Linked DNA regions of Homo sapiens: region 1 is linked to region 2. A link is an interaction called in ENCODE POLR2A ChIA-PET data of the cell type or tissue named here. Cell type or tissue: B cell. All regions are shown on one strand. Links, peaks and the distances in the headings refer to the core of each region. The heading gives the core; the rest is flanking DNA. Region 1 has its middle 36 kb from the start of ANXA4. Region 2 overlaps ANXA4 (annexin A4).

Region 1 (5,385 bases), core at 293-5,292, 69 kb after region 2:
CTACTGGGTTTATTGAGAGGAAAAAATTTAAGGAACTTAAGATGCTCCTATAGGGATTACTCTCATACAAAGGCAATTTCTTAAAGCAACATGTTTTGCGAGGGTCAGTGATTTGGTTCATATCAGAGGCATCTTTGAACCTGGTCAGTTACTTTACCTAAGGCAGACACACTATATATGTTTGCTGATGAGTGACCTAAGAGACAAAGAAATAATATTCAAATTATTATTCAGAAGATATAGTAGAGGTTTTTTTTTTTAAGTTTGGTAGCTGGGATTATAGGCACGTGTGACCCTTCTTGGCTGATTTTTGTATTTTTAGTAGAGACAGGGTTTCACCATGTTGACCAGGCTGGTTTCGAACTCCTGGCCTCAAATGATCTGCCTGCCTAGGTGGATGGGATGCAGATGCAGTCGAGGCAAAGAAGCTGACCTCGAGTACACAGGCACCCTCGATTGTTGGAGGACCATCTTCAGAGAGGAAAGGGGCAAAGCTTTCTTCAAGGGCATGTGGTCCTCAGAAACAGGGACCTGCTGGTCCTGCAGGATGAGCTGAAGAAAATCACCTAAATGCATCTGTCTCCCCGATAAAAAAAACCAAGAGACCCATGAAGAATACTTCTCTCTCTCTCTCTCTCTCTTTCTTTCTTCTCCCAGGCTCAAGTGATCCTCCCACCTCAGCCTCCCGAGTAGCCGGGATCACAGGCGGATGCCACCAGCCTGGCTAATTTTTGTATTTTTTGTAGAGACAGGGTTTCGCCATGGACAGCCTTAAAATACTTAACTGTTACGGACCACTGACCGAACAATTCTAATGGTCTTTATCCTGGCTAGTCGTGTCCGTAGAGAGTTGCGGAAGGCTCTAGAAAAGGAGCTCATTGCGATCACGTTTGACCATTGGCACTCGATGCCACGTATTGATCACTGAGAGGAAGGGGGGAATCATGATATCATTGTGGGCCCAAGTGGGACTCAGCTCCACTACTCAGACCTAGAGTCCAGATACTTGCAGGACCTGAGCTGTGTTTAAGTATTTATTTAAAGCAAAATAATCATGTCTCCCGTTTGTGCTTAAGCACTAGCACCTCTTTTCTGCAGTGGAATATTTGCGATTATGTTCTATGTTGGGCACTCTGCTGCAAAATACTGAAAACAGGAAATGGCAGGAGAAAACCATGTTGCTGAGTGGAACAAACCAGTCCATAAGAATAAATATTGTGTAACTTCGTTTACATAAAATTTAAATACAGTGATAGAGAGTAGGAGGATGGTTACCAGAGGCTGGGAAGGGTAGTGGAGGTGGCTGTGGGTAGTGGGGATGGTTAATGGGTACAAAAAAATAGAACGAATAAGACCTAGTATTTGATAGCATGACAGAGTGATTATAGTCAATAATAATTTAATTGTACATTTTAAAATAACTAAAAGAGTATAATTGGGTTGTTTGTAACACAAAGGATAAATGTTTGAGGGGATGGATACCCCATTTTATATGATGCGATTGTTATGCGTAGCATGCCTGTATCAAAACATCTCATGTACCCCATAAATAAATACACCTACTATGTACCTACAAAAACTAAAATTAAATTTTTTAAAATTTAAATACATGCGAAGAACAACTGTCGTGTTTGGGGTTCCACGGTTATGAGATAAAACTATAAAGAAAAGCAAGGAAATAATTATCATTGAAATTAAGGTAATAATTACTTTGGAAAGAAAATAAACAGTAATTGGGAGGAATCACCAGTGGGATTCCTGGAATATTGGCAATTTTGTATTTCTTGACCTGGGTGTTGTTTTGTGATATCTCATCAAGCTGTTTTGTACACATTACTGCTTGCACATTAGACTGACCCAGGAAGAAGTAGAAAGATTGGATAAACCAATAACTATAGAAGAAACTGAAATGCTAGCCGAGACCTACTTTCCAAAAGGGAACAGATCCTATGACTCTATGGCTAGGGTCTATCAGACATTTAAGGAAGAAATATTTCCTATCTTATACAAATATTACTGTGCTAGCATAACCCTATACCAGAGCTAAATGAGGAGAGCAAAAGAAATATAAAATATAGGCTAAGCTCACATATAGAAAGATACCAGTATTCTACATACAATACTAGCAAATCGAATCTAGCAATTTATTAAATGAATAATAATCACAACCAAGTCAAGTGTATTTCAGGAATGAAAGGGTTTTCCAACACCAGAATATCTACAATGTAATCCACTAGAGATGTGAAATAAAGGAGGAAGATGATACGAACATTAACTTGGTAGATGACATAAAAGCATTTCTATGTGGTCTATCCATACAATGAGAAATTATTCGGCCATAACAAGTAATGATTTACTGATACATGATATAGCATAGAGGAACCTTGAAAACACACTAAGTGAAAGAAGCTAGACACAAAAGGTCACGTATAGTATGATTCCATTTCTATGAAATGTCCAGAATAGGCAGATGTATGGAGACACAATTGTTCTATACCAGCAATAACAAAAAAACTCCTCAACCCAGTGAGGTTCCAGAAATGCAGGCATGGCCCATTATTAGGAATTGTACCGACTGGGCGCGGTGGCTCATGCCTGTAATCCCAGCACTTTGGGAGGCTGAGGCAGGTGGATCACCTGAAGTCAGGAGTTCGAGACCAGCCTGGCCAAACTGGCGAAACCCCCGTCTCTACTAAAAATACAAAAATTAGCCAGGCATGGTGGTGGGCACCTGTGATGCCAGCTACTCGGGAGGCTGAGGCAGGAGAATCGCTTGAACCCGGGAGGCAGAGGTTGCAGTGAGCTGAGATCGAACCACTGTACCCCAGCCTGGGTGACAGAGTGAGATTCCTCAAAAAAAAAAAAAAAAAAAAAAAAAAAAAGGAATTGTACCAATGTGCTACTATATTAACAGATCAAAGGAAAAAGTATAATCATCACACTAGATACTGAAATGCCATTTAGCAAAATTGAACATTCATTCCTGATTTAACAAACAAACCAAAATCAAAACAAAAACCAGAGTCTTAGTATCTTAGAAATAGCTAGATTATTTTTGCCATTATAAAAATTCAGCATCATACTTTAATTTCCATTAAAGAAAGAAGATATTATGCTTTTTCTTTTTTTGTTCTCACACTACACAGATATATATATTTTTTAATAAAAAATTTTAATTAAAAAAATTAACATGTACCTTAAAGCACTTTGAGGAAGTATGTGCTTTGTTTTGTTTTGTTTTTTGAGACAAAGTCTTGCTCTGTTACCTAGGCTGGAGTCCAGTGGCATGATCTTAGCTCACTGCAACCTCCACCTCCTGGATTCAAGCGATTGTCCTGCCTCAGCCTCCCAAGTAGCTGGGACTACAGGTGCCCGGCACCAGGCCTGGCTAATTTTTGTATTTTTAATAGAAACAGGGTCTCACCATGTTGGCCAGGCTGGTCTCGAACTCCTGACCTCAAGTGATCCACCCGCCTTGGCCTCCCAAAGTGCTGGGATTACAGTCATGAGCCACCACTCCCAGCCAGAAGTATGTGCTTAAAAGACACGTAAGAATACATTATAAAATCGAAAGTGTTAATATGTTAACAACTACAAAATCTTTAGATTATAAGGAGACTCCAATTCCAAATTGTAGAACAAAGATTCTGGTTACAACCAGGATGGTTACTGCAGCTTACACTTTAGGGTGAACTGGGACGCTCTGAGCCATCCCAAAGTGATGGTGTGCCAACAAACCAATGATTTGATTATATAAGCAGCACATATTCATTGTAGAAAAAGTAGAGACTAACAAGAGGCAAAATAATAAAAAGGAAGCCCTATAATCCCACGACCCATTAGATAACCATTAGTAACTTTTTTTTTCTTTCTTTTTTTGAGACAGCATCTCACTCTGTCACCCAGGCTGGAGTGCAGAGGCATGATCTTGGCTCACTGAAGCCCAGACTTCTCAGGCTTCAGTGATCCTCCCACCTCAGCCTCTCAAGTAGCTGGGACCACAGTTGCACACCACCACGCTTGGCTAATTTTTTATTTTTTATTTTTGTAGAAGTAGTGGGCAGTCTCTCTATGTCACCCAGGCTGGTCTCAAATTCCTGGCCTCCAGTGATCCTCCTCCCTCAGCCTCCAAAAGTCCTGGAATTACAGGCCCATCAGTAACCTTTTAAAGTAAGATACTATACTTTAATAATGTTTTGGAAATCCTAACCAGTATGATTAAGTAAGAAAATAATTTAAGAGTTAAAATTACCTCTTGAGGTAAGGAGGATTTATTAATTTAAATGATATCAAATAATAACTAGAAACCTGACAAAAATAGGCCAAAAAGAAATGTTAGGAATCTGGGGGAGATTGCAAAAACAGCTACAATCTTTTGCAGCTCTTCTCAGAAATGAAGTATATTTCTTCACACTATGAGCTCAACCATGTGACTTTCTTTAGAACAATGGGACATTAGCAAACATGATGCAAGCAGAAACTTGAAAACTGTTTGTGTGTTAAGACTTGCCTTCTTTTACCATTTTAAGAGGCTGAGACCACTGCTCTGTGAATGAGCCTAGGTTAGCCCGCGGCATGATGAGAAACACACAGACTCTTCATCCCTGTTGCTCCAGCTGACACAGAACCAACTACCAGACATCTGAGTGAAGCCACTCTCGTCTATCGAGGCCAATTAAAGTGCCAGTTTTCTGCAGAAATAAACCGAGTTGGCCCAGACCAGAAAAACTGCCAGTTGACCCACAGAGTTGAGAAATAATGTTTCTTATTTTAAGACGCTAAGTATTGGGTGGTTTGTTTTGCCAGAAAAGCTAACAGAAATTATAAGAGAATTTTAGTAAAGTAGTTAGTTACTTTTTGTATAATTACTGTACAAAATGGCTCGTTAGAAAATATAATGAAAGAAAAGATCCCATTTAAATAGGAACACTATGATCAATTTATCTGAAAATAAACTTAACTAGAAATAGGCAGGACCATATAAAGAAAATATAAAATCTCTATTAAGGGGTATTATTTCTTGCTGTATTTAATCTATCAATTCAATGTGATCCCAATAAAAATATTTAAAAATTTCTTTTCAACATTTTACAAGATAATATTGGGGTCATCTGTAGAAATAAACAAGAAAGAATAGCCAAGAAGAAAATCTCAACAGAAAGATATTAGGGGAGGGGAGGCAGTTAGATTAAATATTTAAATACATTTTGAAGTTACAAGAATTAAAACATTTAAGCTGCGGGGGGGTGGCACGCACCTGTAGTCCTAGCTACCTGGGAGGCTGAGGTAGGAGGATGGCTTGAATCCAGCCTGAGCAACGTAGTAAGACTCCATCACTAAAATAAGTAAATAAGTGAAAAAAATAACCCAGTTTGATTCTAGCAG
Region 2 (5,385 bases), core at 203-5,202:
ATGATGAAAATATAACAGGATGATAGCACAGAGCAAGGGTCGGCAAACCACAGTAGCTCATGGGTGAAATCCTGCTTTTGTACAACCTACAAGCCAAGAATGTCTTTATATTTTTAAATAATTGACCAGAAAATCAAATAAGGGATATTTTATTACATGTGAAAATTGTACAAAATTCAAACTTCGAAGACTTATTGGAACAGTCACACGTGTTTGTTTATATTTTGTCTGTGGCTACTTTCAAGCTACAACAGCAGAAATGAGTAGTTGTGACAGAGACCATGTGGCCCAGGAAGCTAAGAATATTTATTATCTGGCCCTTCACAGAAAACATTTGCTGACCCCTGACATGGAGGATGACAGGATCAGGTTACCAGGAAGAAGCTGGCCTGGGCAGGGCGATCCGGAAGGCATCTCTGAGTTGACATCTGAACTAAGACCTGAATGAAGGGAAGGGGCTAGCCGTTCAAAATTCTGAAGGAGAACTCTTTCAGGTAGCTGGAGCAGTCAGTGCAAAGGCCCTGCAGCAGAAATTGGCTTACTGTGTTTGAAGGATGGACAAAAGCATTGTGAACAAGGGCAAGAGTGGCATGAGATGAAGATGCAGTCAGGCCATATAATATTGTGACTTAGAGTAAGGGATATACACCTGTTCTCCTCCTGTTCCTGGTACATAACTCCTAAATCCCTTGGAATTTTGTAAGCGATAAGAACAATAAGGGTGAAAGGAGCATCTTTTGTTATTCATAACAAGCCCGGTTAACCGCACCTGAGTTCATGTTAATGAGGGGACGTCTGGAAAGCCCCCAGATAACTATAGGATGGGGGGCTGGTTGCCCTGGTAAACAAACTCTGTGATTAAAGAGTTGGAATTTTCAGCCCAACCTCTCACCTCAGGGGAGGAGAGAAGGGCTGGAGATTGATTTCATCACCAATGGCCAATGATTGGATCAATCATGCCTATGTAACAAAGACTCCATAAAAACCCAAAGGACAGTGGGAAATAGGGAGTGGAGGGGTTGAAGAGCTTCCAGGTTAGTGAACATATGGAGGTGCTGGGAAGACGTGCGCCTGGAGAGGCCGTGGAAGCTGTGAGCCCCTCCCCACGTGCCCCACCCTATGCATTCTTCCATTTGGCTGTTCCTGATCTGTAGCTCTTTATCATAAACTGATAATCCAGTAAGTAAACTGTTTTCCTGAGTCCTGTGAGCCATTCTAGCAAATGATGAAAGTCAACAGGGGGTCATGGGAACCTCTGATTTCTAGCCATTCCATCAGAAGCACAGGTGACAAGCTGGACTTGACACTGGCATCTGAAGTGGTGGAGGACTGTGGGACTGATCCCTTAACCCAAGCTTGTCCAACCTGTGGCTCGTGGGCCACATGTGGCCCAGGACAGCTTTGAATCTGGCTCAACACAAATTCATAAACTTTATTAAAACATTATGAGATTTTTTGCAATTTTTTTTTCTCATGAGCTATTGTTAGTGTTAGTGTATTTTATGTGTGGTCCAAGACAATTATTCTTCTTCCAATGTGGCCCAGGGAAGCCGAAAGATTGGACACCCCTGCCTTAACCAGTGGGGTCTGTGCTAACTTGATAGTGTCAGAATTTAGTTAAATTGTGGCACACCCAGTTGGTGTCCAAAGAGAACTGAAGAACTGCTTGATGCTTGATGTGGGAACCCCCACCCCACCCCCTCACCCATCACATCTGGTGCTAGAAGTGAAAAAGTGTTAAAGTATAAGGAAAAATAGTTTGTTTTCCTATACAATTGGTGTCAGAAGTGGGATTTGCTAGAATGGCCCTGGCTTGCAGAAATATGTGGTTTGGGAAGAGAAAGAACAAAAGGGTTGGGGATGAGAAACTTTGATTCCTGGGTGGCCACATGGTCATGAGATAGGCAGGCTGGTGGGTTCCCTATTTTTAAATGGTCTGGGCCAGGCATGGTGGCTCACGCCTGTAATTCCAGCACTTTGGGAGGCTGAGGTGGGTAGATCACCTGAGGTCAGGAGTTTGAGATCAGCCTGGCCAACATGGTGAAACCCTATCTCTAATAAAAATATAAAAATTAAGCTGGGCATGGTGGTGAGTGCCTGTAATCCCAGCTACTCAGGAGGCTGAGGCAGGAGAATCATGTGAACCCCCAGAAGTGGAGGCTGCAGTGAACCAAGATTGCACCACTGCACTCCAGCCTGGGCAACAGAGTGAGACTCTGTCTCAATAAATAAATAAATAAATAAATAAATAAAATAAAAATAAATAAAATGGCCTGGAAGAAAATGATAGAAGCCATTCACTCAAGCTTTAACTTATCTAACTCTCAGCCAATTAATAACAAAAGACCCAAGAAGCTTATTAACCACGAGTTCCTATTTCAGGGGGCTGGGGACTTCCCTGGAGCCCTGCATGCATAGCTAGACTTAAAGTCCAACCTACAGTTACCCTTCCTCATTTTAAGGCTAAAAATGCATGGGGTGGAGATTTAAAATACTAATGTTGCATATGATGCATGAAGAAGCATGAGTGCTAGAAAAGCCTCTCCTATACATGCTCTGATGTAACCCTTTCCCATGGAAAGACCCTATAAAACTAACCCACACACTATCCTCCGATAGCAGTCTGTTTCTTTTCCTTTCTCAGCACTGGCTCCCTTGTGCATGAGCCAAAACAAACTTTCTCTTTGCTGCTATGTATGGTGATTGCTCTTGATTTCTATCCTGGGTGATTACAAGAACCCATGGCATTGGTAACAGCCACTCATGGTACGGAGTAGCATACCATGCTGAGATCTGTTAGTAAAGGTAAAAGCTACCCCAAGGTGTTGGCTCACTGGAAGCATAAGGAAATGCAAACTAATAAGAAAAGGCGATATATTCAGTCCCTTGGTTATTATCTGTAACAGATAAAATAAAATTAAAAGAGAGTGCTGGGTCAGACCAAGCTCAGATTTCAGTGAGTCTGCGCTCTAGCCAGTAACTGCAAAGCCACCCACCAATGGCAAAATCATGCTGAGATTAGACAATATCACTAAGAACTCTGGTAACCAAGAAGGCAGTTTATGTGGGGTGGAAGGCAAACCATGAAACGATTGAAACCACAGGGTATAGTGTGAAGAAGTTATTTCATTTTGTAGATCAGTATCATAAACTTCCTGAAGAACCTTTATTCAAATGGGTTGTGTGAGTAACTAAGTGAGTGACAGTGTCTTAGGTTTCGAACACTGCAGAGTATTCAAAATGCTAGCATTCATGTTTGGGTTGATGCAGGACCCACAGCTCTCTATGGAGCAATCGCAGATGTTTCAGGTGGTCCAGACACATAGGAGGTTATTCCTGAGAGAACATCCAGCCTGGTGGACTGGACAAAAGCCACACTAAGGTCTGTTTACCCTGAGAAGGGGGACTGTTCCTCTCCCCTTATAAATGCCAAGTAGAATACCCCTGATGAAGCAGCTGATGTGCTTCATATGCAAACCACAGAGGACTGGCTTGATGATCATCGGGGTATTTGTCTGCTGAATATGCCTGTTACCCAGGTCATGGTAAACGCTGTGATTAAGGGGGCTCCTTTTGGCTGGACGCGGTGGCTCACGCCTGTAATCTCTGCACTTTGGGAGGCCGAGGTGGGTGGACTACCTGAGGTCAGGAGTTTGAGACCAGCCTGGCCAACCTGATGAAACCCCGTCTCTACTAAATATACAAACAATTAGTCAGGCATGGTGGCGGGTGCCTGTAATCCCAGCTACTCGGAAGGCTGAGGCAGAAGAATCACTTGAACCTGGGAGGCGGAGGTTGCAGTGAGCTGAGATTGCGCCACTGCTCTCCAACCTGGGCAACAAGAGCGAAACTCTGTCTCAAAAAAAAAAAAAAAGGGGGGGGGGGGGCTCCTTTTACATAAACACCTCATATAACCTTACTGCTGCAAAACCAAGGGAGTCTTATTGAATTTTCTCTCTCAGTTTCCCCTTATGGGTCTTACAGATGCTAATAAAAACATGAGGTTAGTTAAGAGAAGAATGGAGAAAGGCACAGAGAGTCACGGACTAGTCTTAGCAGGGTGGAAATTTTTAAATGGTTATTAACACATAGGGCAGGGTGAGATGGCTCACGCCTGTAATCCCAGCATTGTGGGAGGCAGGGGCGGGCAGATCACCTGAGGTCAGGAGTTCGAGACCAGCCTGGCCAACACGGTGAAACCCTGCCTCTACTAAAAATAGCAAAATTAGCCTGGCATGCCTGTAATCCCAGCTACTAGGGAGGCTGAGGTACAAGAATTGCTTGAGGACGGGCGCGGTGACTCATGCCTGTAATCCCAGCACTTTGGGAGGCCGAGGCAGGCGAATCACGAGGTCAGGAGTTCAAGACCAGCCTGACCAATATGGTGAAACCCCGTCTCTACTAAAAATACAAAAATTAGCCAGGCGTGGTGGTGCACGCCTGTAATCCCAGATACTCGGGAGGCTGAGGAAGTAGAATTGCTTGAACCCAGGAGGCAGAGGTTGCAGTGAGCTGAGATCACGCCACTGCACTCTAGCCTGGGTGACAGAGCAAGACTCTGTCGAAAACAAAAAAAAAAAAAAAAAAAAAAAAGAAGGAAAGAAAAGAAAAGAAAAGAAAGGAGAATAAAACAAATATTGATAAACAAACAAACAAACAAAAAATCAGGGGCAAAACTTAAGACCTTCACAGATCTTAGCCAGTCCTTGGTCTGGAGGCCCTGTTTCATGTCATGTGAATGATCCACATGTACCCATATCCCTTGGTAAGTATGATTCATATGCTAATTGGCTGACAACCCTGGCAGATACTGCTTTTCAGAGCAAGGGCCTTCCCTTTGCTTTCATGTAGTTTTGGAATAAATGACAAGTGAGGAGGCAGGGAAGGGGGACACCTCTCCAAAAGAGGCAAGCTTTAATATGAACATTCCACTCCTTTTTACCACATCAAGAAGTGGAAAGACATCTTGAGCAAAGCCTTCTGGAAATACTGAGAGTCATTACACAAGGAGCTAGAAATATTTCACTTAAGGAAAAAGAAGGTATCATACTTGAACACTGGGTACTTTTATTCAATTTATTTTGAAACTTGGACAGCACACAGTGTAATATACACATTTATATACAGACAGCTGTTGTTTATTTATTAAAGTTTTACTAGTACAAAACAAATTTCTTTCTTTCTTTCTTTCTTTTTTTTTTGAGACAGTCTCGCTCTGTTGCCAGGCTGGAGTGCAGTGGCATGATCTCGGCTCACTGCAACCTCCGCCTCCCGGGTTCAAGTGATTCTCCTGCCTCAGCCTCCCAAGTAGCTTGGATCACAGACGCCTGCCACCATGCCCAGCTAATTTTTGTATTTTTAGTAGAGACAGGGTTTCACCATGTT

What was found. Peaks named below come from ENCODE experiments on the same cell type or tissue, not always from the same donor. Only the 100,000 strongest peaks of a DNase experiment are listed, where the experiment ranks them.
Region 1: POLR2A ChIA-PET joins it to region 2 with 7 read pairs; 4 of 35 experiments call an interaction of 5 or more read pairs at or near these places.

What each region holds. Positions count from the first base shown.
Region 1 is chr2:69,703,790-69,709,174 of GRCh38, reverse strand. It overlaps a transcript of ANXA4 not described here. Among named protein-coding and RNA genes, the nearest start is that of ANXA4, 36 kb to the left of the region's middle. In B cell, for the core only: no CTCF peak of the experiment used is centred there; no DNase peak of the experiment used is centred there; H3K27me3 peaks cover 775 bases.
Region 2 is chr2:69,772,830-69,778,214 of GRCh38, reverse strand. The region is part of intron 1 of ANXA4 (annexin A4); the gene reads right to left. Among named protein-coding and RNA genes, the nearest start is that of SMANTIS, 23 kb to the left of the region's middle. In B cell, for the core only: no CTCF peak of the experiment used is centred there; DNase peaks (open chromatin) are centred at 2,424 and 3,201; H3K4me3 peaks cover 1,622 bases; H3K27ac peaks cover 3,490 bases.